Regions from separate parts of the Homo sapiens genome. Here region 2 is linked to region 1. Evidence: read pairs that join two places in POLR2A ChIA-PET (ENCODE). Cell type or tissue: endothelial cell of umbilical vein. All regions are shown on one strand.

Region 1 (4,000 bases):
TACTTGGGAGGCTGAGGCAGGAGAATCACTTGAACCCGGGAGGTGGAGGTTGCAGTGAGCCGAGATCGTGCCGCTGCACTCTGGGCTGGCGACAGAGCAAGACTCCGTCTAAAAAAAAAAAAAAAAAAAAAACAAAGTGAATGCACATTGGCTTTTGAGTAGTATTTGCTGTTATTAAATTTTTAAGTAGTTCTGAAAACAATGAGCTTTTCTACTGATCACCTTCGGTTACTTCACGTAAGTAAAAAAAAAAAAATCAGGGGTCATTTTTGTCTTGTACTGAGGGCAGTAATTTGTTCTACTACACTGAAACATCCTGTGTGTTTTTTTCTTCCTAAATAATTTTAATGATATGGAATGTTCTTAATGACCTGACTGGATATTTTCCCAACAACTCTAAAGCCAAATGCTGTTCAAGTCATCATATTTCTGTCTTGTACTGTGTCCCTTTCTATGCAGCAGCCTTCCTGCTCCCGTGGTTCCCTTGGAAATACTATCAAGAAGGTGACTGGCTTAGTGGACTTCACCTGGTGGTATCATTATGTGCATTTGATAGCATGCCCACCTGTGTCCAACAAGCCCAATGTAAACTGTTTGCAGAGATTTTCACTAGACATGAAAGTCGGCTTCAGCTTATTAAAATTAACCAAGTGGCATCACTTGTGGGCTCTACCAGTATCCTTTTCTATGGCCTGATCTCTAATAACATGGAAATTTTGCCCCATTTCCAGGCTGTTGCCATCGTCATTGCTTTCCTTGCTGCTGCCAGCCTTTACGCTGGGATGTATCACGTGAGGCGTTTCAAACCTAAAAGAAGCCCCAAAGAGAACCTCCTCTTGGAATCTAAACAGAATCTCGCCTGGACTCCTGTCATTTTATCCGTGAGATAGATCTTGCCCCAGAAATACTTTTACCTTTTTCTGATCATGAATTTCTTTCAAGTCTTTAATTTAACCTTTTTCAGCAACTTCATGATGATCTTTGCAGATATTCTCATTCCCAGAGATGTACTATCTTCTTCTATAAGGAGCATTATGTACGGGGCAGGCTTTATTTGCCCACAGGTATGTAATAGTTCTTTATGTTATTTACTATTATTATAATTATTATACTTATGTTCTCTATGATTTATAATTTGTGATAATTTTTCCTGCAGGGATTAGAGATTTAACTCTTAGCTGGATGATGATATTAGAAACCTGATTTCATCAGTAGTTTGAAAAAGTGACACACAGTTTTTTTTTGTTTGTTTGTTTGAGACAGTCTTGCTCTGTCACCCAAGATGGAGTGCAGTGGTGTGATCTCGGCTCACTGCAACCCTCGCCCTCCCAGGTTCAAGCAATTCTCCTGCCTCAGCCTCCTGAGTAGCTGGGATTATAGGTGCACGACACCACACCTGGCTAACTTTTGTATTTTTGGTAGAGACGGGGTTTCACCATGTTGTTCAGGCTGGTCTCAAACTCCTGACCTCGTGATCAGCCTGCCTCGGCCTCCCAGAGTGCTGGGATTTCAGGCATGAGCCACCGCACCTGGCCGACACACAGTTATTAAAAGACCCATAGATTCAGAGCTCCACATATCATACAAGATTCAGTAGAAACATAATGGAAAAAAGAGACAAGGTCAAGCCCACTGGCCCATGCCTATAATCCCAGCACTTTGGGAGGCCGAGGCGGGTGGATCACTAGAGGTCAGGAGTTCGAGACCAGCCTGGCCAACATGGTGAAACCTTGTCTCTACTAAAAATACAAAAATTAGCCGGGCTTGGTTGCGGGCACCTGTAATCCCAGCTACTCAGGAGGCTGAGGCAGGATAATCGCTTGAACCCAGGAGGCGGAGGTTGCAGTGAGCTGAGATCGCACCACCGTACTCCAGCCTGGGTGACAGAGTAAGACTCCATCTCAAAAAAAAAAAAAAAAAAAAGAGACAAAAGGAAAAAAGGAAAGAGTCCCCAATGAGAACCGAATAATGTGATATTTTAAACATTTTTGCTGTGGAATTTTGTTCCTCTCAGCTTTCTCCTTTAAGCCTCAGCAGAACTATGGAAGAAAACAGCTTCCTGTGAGCGTGTCGTTTTGCTTTATTTGGGTGTTTAAGACTTCTGTGACCATCACATGGAAGAACAGTTAGTTGATCAAGTTTCAAAACACTTGGCTAAAAGCCTGAGTCCTGGAATTTCAGAGCACTATTAAAATTCCATGGTCATGATCATTATTGTAGAGGTCATGTCCTCTTAAAAAAATATACTGGTCTGCTGCTTATACCATTTGGAGAGCTGATATGTTGTTCCCCTTAACCTAAATATGTCCTCTAAAAATATGACTTTATCTTGCCTATGATAAAGGTTTTTCCTGTTTTCACAAATGATAAGCAAAACATCTTAGCAATACTCTTCAGGGAAGAGGTTATTCTAGATAGACTAGTTTTTACTGTTTACCAGCTTTCAAAAATCGTTAAGCCATTTGGGATAGAAATAGTTCTAAAATGTTTTAAGTGTTGCCACAATTTCTTTATTTCTATTTATTTATTTATTTATTTATTTAGAGATGAAGTCTCGCTCTGTCGCCCAGGCTGGAGTGCAGTGGCGCAATCTCGGCTCACTGCAAGTTCCGCCCCCCGGGTTCATGCCATTCTCCTGCCTCAGCCTCCCGAGTAGCTGGGACTACAGGCGCCCGCCACCACGCCCAGCTAATTTCTTTGTATTTTTAGTAGAGATGGGGTTTCACTGTGTTTGCCAGGATGGTCTCAACCTCCTGACCTCGTGATCTGCCCAGCTTGGCCTCCCAAAGTGCTACGATTACAGGTGTGAGCCACCACGCCCGGCCTATCTCTTTATTTTTTTAGAGACAGTGTCATGCCCTGTCACCCAGGCTGGCGTGCAGTGGCACAATCATGGCTCACTGCAGCCTTGATCTCCTGGGCTCAAGCTTTCCTCCTACCTCTGCCTCCTGAGTAGCTGGGATCACAGGCGTGCACCACCATGCCCAGCTAAGTTTTTTATTTTTTGTAGAGACAGTGTTTTTCAAGACCAGCCATGTTGCCCAGGTTGGTCTTGAACTCCTGGTGTCAAGCAGTCCTCCCACCTTGGCTTCCCAAAGTGTTGGGATTGCAGGCATGAGCCACAGTGTCCGGCCCACCACAATTTCTTAAGCAAAGTATATAGAATAGAATTTGCCTGTCTGCTATTATCCCAATGTCTTTATAATTACTGTATGTGCCATAATAATGGTAATCCACAGTTTTGAGTGTTTACCCTGTGCCATGGACCATTGCCAAGTGCATTGTGTACATTACCTGACGTGATCCTCATAACAATCTTGGAGGAAGAGATTCTTATTCTTACAGACGAGAAAAGGGAGATGGTACCTTTAGAGCTGTGTACTTTAAGATTCTGTCTCTAAAATGTACTGTGCTTGCATCATTTATTTAGCAGAGTATATCAAATGGAATTTCATGTCTGGCTTATCAGTATAGTCCATGTACTGTGTATGCATGATAAAATGATGCTCTCCTTTCAAAGCAATTTGAAGTTTGTTTGCTCCTCTGTTTAACCACCCAGAATGGGAAGCTGTTTGAGTTCCTGTCTCTGCTTATTATTTGCTATCATATTCTAGGCTATATATGCTTTCTTACTTTAAATCATGTATAATACTTGCCTATAGTTTATCCTCTTCACCAGGTTAAAAAAAAAATTGTTAAACTCTTATGTAAGCCTGGGTGTGGTGGCTCATGCCTGTAATCCTGGCTTTTTGGGAGGACGAGGCAGGCAGATTGCTTAAGCCCAGGAGTTCAAGACTGGTCTGGGCAACATGGCGAAACCCTGTCTCTACAAAATATACAAAAATTAGCCAGACATACTGGTGTGCTCCTGTAGTCCCAGCTATTCAGGAGGCTGAGGTAGGAGGATCACCTGAGCCTGGGGAGGACAAGGCTGCAGTGAGCCGAAATCACACTTATACACTCCAGCACGGGCAACAGAGTGAGACCCTGTTTGTCTCAA
Region 2 (4,000 bases), 120 kb before region 1:
TCTCCCTCTGTCATCTCTCTTCAAATCCTACCTGCTCTCCAAGCCTGGATCCCAGGGCCCCTCGTCCAGGAGCCTTCCCTGGCCTCCACCACAGGCATGACTCTGGCATCTCCCAGAACACTGATTATTTACCCTGTGGTATTTTGTAGCCAGATTAGGATCTTCTCAGTTAGGTATGGAACAGGGTTGCTCAAGCAAGGCACTACTGGCATTCTGGGCTGAATCGTTCCTTGTTGAGGGGGCTACCCTGTGCATTGCAAGATGTTTAGCATGCAAACGTGCACACGCACAGCTGCCTGGCTGTATCCTGCAAGAGCCTTTGGAGGGGGCATCTTTGGCCAGGAGAAATGATGTGTTTTTTAAACCCATTTCCTACAGCAACCTGCTGATGTTGCTCATGTCGTTGTGGTGCCTTGCAGAGGAAAGCAAGGGGATTTGCTGGAAGGTCTGAAGTGGGAGTCTTCTGGTGCCTTATATGGGGAGCTGGCGAAGGGGTTGGTTTAGAGTGAGACCCCCACCCCCAACCAAATCCAGATTGGTAAATGATGGGGAAGCGCTTCCTTGAGCTGCTGAAATCTGTTCCACTGGCTCTTGAATGCATGAGTTGATGGAATTTGAATGATTAAAATTGGAGCTGTATTAGCCGGGCATGGTGGTATGCACCTGTCGTCCCAGCTACTCGGGAAGCTGAGGCAGAAGAATCGCTTGAACCTGGGAGGTGGAGGTTGCAGTGAGCCGAGATTGTGCCATTGCACTCCAACCTGGGCAATAGAGTGAGACTCTGTCTCAAAAAAAAAAAAAAATTGGAGCCATGTTTTGCCAATAAACTTTGACATCGTGAGGGTTCACTCCCCATCTCCCTCCAGCCAGGCTCCTGTGTAGTAGGGGCTGCTGACAGCTGTGATGCTGCGTCCACCCCCAGCCCCTCGCTTCCCTGGCCGGTTCTTTCCCTTCAGGTATGTGTAGAGAAGTGGAATCTCCTCAACTCCTCCCGCCTCCACCTGCCGAGGGCTTCGGCCGTGGCCCTGGAAGTGCAAAGGCTTAATGCTCTGGACCTCGAAAAGAAAATCGGGAAGTCCATTTTGGGGAAGGTATCGGCGATGCCCATTTTGGAGCCCTGTCTGCACTAACCTGGAGCCCCCCAGCTCCAGCCTCTCCTCCGCTAATCACTTCCTCCCGCAGGCTGGCTGGGCGGTCTTGGGTGCGGCTTTGGCCCGCCAGACAGCCAGGCCGACACCGTAGTCTGTGTGGCAGGTCCATCTGGCCATGGTGCGCTACCACGAGGGTGGGCGCTTCTGCGAGAAGGGCGAGGAGTGGGACCAGGAGTCGGCTGTCTTCCACCTGGAGCACGCAGCCAACCTGGGCGAGCTGGAGGCCATCGTGGGCCTGGGACTCATGTACTCGCAGTTGCCTCATCACATCCTAGCCGATGTCTCTCTGAAGGTGAGCAGGTGGCGGGGACCCAGCTGCAGGTGGGGGTGGGACTTGGTCACCCTGTGGTTCACCTGCCTCCCATCCTGGAAGTCATGCATTCACCTGCCTTCTATCCTGAGGTTTATGCATGCCACAAAAATGTCCCAGGCACTGGTTTGGGGGCAGGCCCCTCCAAGTTAGTTGAAACTGGCAGAATCGATCTCTGTCTTTGGAGAGGGAGGGGAAGGTAAGTCACGTTTCCAGGTAATAACGACATGGTGTGATGGGGGAAGCAGAAGACACCAGTGGAAACATGTGAGGAAGGGCTGTAACTGGGGCCTGGAGGGGTTGGTTCAGGCTTCCTGCTCATCAGTTCTGTGTGTATCCCTAGTGGCTGGGGCCTGGCACTGAGTAGATGCTTGGTAGAGATTCGTAGAATGAACAGATGAAGGGATACCTACCTCAGGCCAGAGTGGTGGCTTAAACCTGTAATCTCAGCACTTTGGGAGGTTGAGGCGGGTGGATCACATGAGGCCAGGAGATCGAGACCAGCCTGGCCGACATGGTGAAACCCCGCCTCTACCAGAAAAATACAAAAGTTAGCCGGACGTGGTGGCACACACCTGTAATCCCACCTACTCGGGAGGCTGAGGTGGGAGAATCTCTTGAACCTGGGAGACAGAGGTTATAGTGAGCTGAGATCACACTACTGCACTCTAGCCTGGGCGACAGAGTGAGATCCTGTCTCCAAAAAAAAAAAAAATTGGGGGGGATATCTGCTTTCGACCTGAAGGCCCAAAGGGAGTGAGCCAGGCCAAGTGGGGGAGGTGAGCAGCTCAGGTAGAAGGAACAGCATGTGCTTAGGCCCAGAGGTGAGAGACAAGGTGCACCCGTGTAGCTAGAGGTGCAGGAGCTGAGGCAGAGCTGGAGCTGAAGCAGCAGGGTGTGGACCTGCAGGGAAATTGCGTAGGAGCCTGCTGCTGCTTCTGTCCCTGGTCCGTGAGCAGAGGGAGGAAAGGATTGAATGGGATCTGGCAAGGCCCAGGCAAAGTGATCTTTTCCCAGGAGAAGTTGAGAAGCCCTTGGCGGGCACATCCTCCCATCTGTTCCCATCCTCCCCATCACGTGGGCCAACGTTGCGCATGGACAGGTGGCCTAGGCTCATTGTGGGTGCAGGACATCAGCTCTCCTTGACGGGTTGGTTTGGCTGTGGCCCAGTGGGTGAATGGATCTCAGACTCGAGGGTGGGAAGATACTCCAAAGTCCTTTATTTATTTAGCTTTTTGAATTGGTAATTACATTCATGTGATTAAAAACTTATTTATTTATTGTTTTGTTTTTGTTTTTTTTGAGACAGAGTCTCGCTTTGTTGCCCAGGCTGGAGTGTAGTGGTGCGATCTCGGCTCAATGCAACCTCCACTTCCCAGGTTCAAGCAATTCTCCTGCCTCAGACTCCCGAGTAGCTGGGATTACAGGTGCCTGCCACCGCACCCAGCTAATTTTTAGTAGAGACAGAGCTTCACCATGTTGGCCAGACTGGTCTGGAACTCCTGACCTCAGGTGATCTGCCCACCTCAGCCTCCCAAAGTGCTGGGATTACAGGTGTGAGCCACCATGCCGGACTATTTATTTATTTTAGAGACAGGTTCTCACTCTGTCACCCAAGTTGGAGTGCAGTGGCATGACTGTAGCTCACTGTAGCCTTGACCTCCTGGGTTCAAGCGATCCTCCTGCCTCAGCCTCCTGAGTAGCTCGGACTATAGGCCTGAGCCACCATGCCCGACCAAAGAAGTTTTTTTTTTTAATTTTTAAATATAAAAAGCTTAACGATGGGTGCAGTGGCTCACACCTGTAATCCCAGCACTTTGGGAGATGGAGGCGGGTGGATCACCTCAGGTTAGGAGTTCACAACTAGCCTGCCCAACATAGCAAAACCCTATCTCTACCAAAAATATAACAAATTAGCCAGGTGTGGTGGCATGCGCCTGTAATCCCAGCTACTTGGGAGGCTGAGGCAGGAGAATCACTTGAACCTGGGAGACGGAGGTTGCAGTGAGCAGAGATCACGCCACTGCACTCCAGCCTGGGCAACAGAGCAAGACTCCATCTCAAAAAAAAAAAGCTTTACAGTGAAAAATCTGCCTTCCACCTTCCCCACATCCTCTCATTCTTTGAATAATAGGTAGCCATCATTATTAGTTACTTATATGTAATTCCAGAGTGTATTCACTTCCTAGGACTTCCTTAAGAAATTCCACAAACCAGTTGGCTTATAACAACAGAAATTTGTTCTCTCACAGTTTTGGAAGCTAGAAGTCCAGAAATCAAGGTGTCAGTAGAGCCATGCCTTCCTCTGAAGGCTTGAGGGGAGAATCCTTCCTTGTTTCTTCGGGCTTCTGGGGGTTGCTGGCAATCTTCAGCGTTCTTGGCTTGGCTCACTGAAATCTCTGTCTCCATCTTTCCCTCGTGTCCCTATCTCCCTGTTTCTTCTGCTCTTGTAAAGACAGCAGTCATATAGGATTTAGGGCCCACCTAACATCCAGTGTGACCTCATCTTAATATAACTATTTTTTTTTTTTCAGTCTTG

Evidence for each region. ChIA-PET counts read pairs that join two places held together with the same protein. Peaks named below come from ENCODE experiments on the same cell type or tissue, not always from the same donor. Only the 100,000 strongest peaks of a DNase experiment are listed, where the experiment ranks them.
Region 2: POLR2A ChIA-PET joins it to region 1 with 7 read pairs; 4 of 35 experiments call an interaction of 5 or more read pairs at or near these places.

Annotation. Positions count from the first base shown.
Region 1 is chr16:22,385,003-22,389,002 of GRCh38, forward strand. It overlaps the pseudogene SLC68A2P. Among named protein-coding and RNA genes, the nearest start is that of CDR2-DT, 12 kb to the left of the region's middle. In endothelial cell of umbilical vein, no CTCF peak of the experiment used is centred here; a DNase peak (open chromatin) is centred at 2,179; H3K27ac peaks cover 279 bases.
Region 2 is chr16:22,265,434-22,269,433 of GRCh38, forward strand. It overlaps EEF2K (eukaryotic elongation factor 2 kinase), which reads left to right. Exons shown (of 18, transcript NM_013302.5): 14 at 957-1,091; 15 at 1,255-1,443. Among named protein-coding and RNA genes, the nearest start is that of TRL-AAG2-4, 30 kb to the right of the region's middle. In endothelial cell of umbilical vein, no CTCF peak of the experiment used is centred here; no DNase peak of the experiment used is centred here.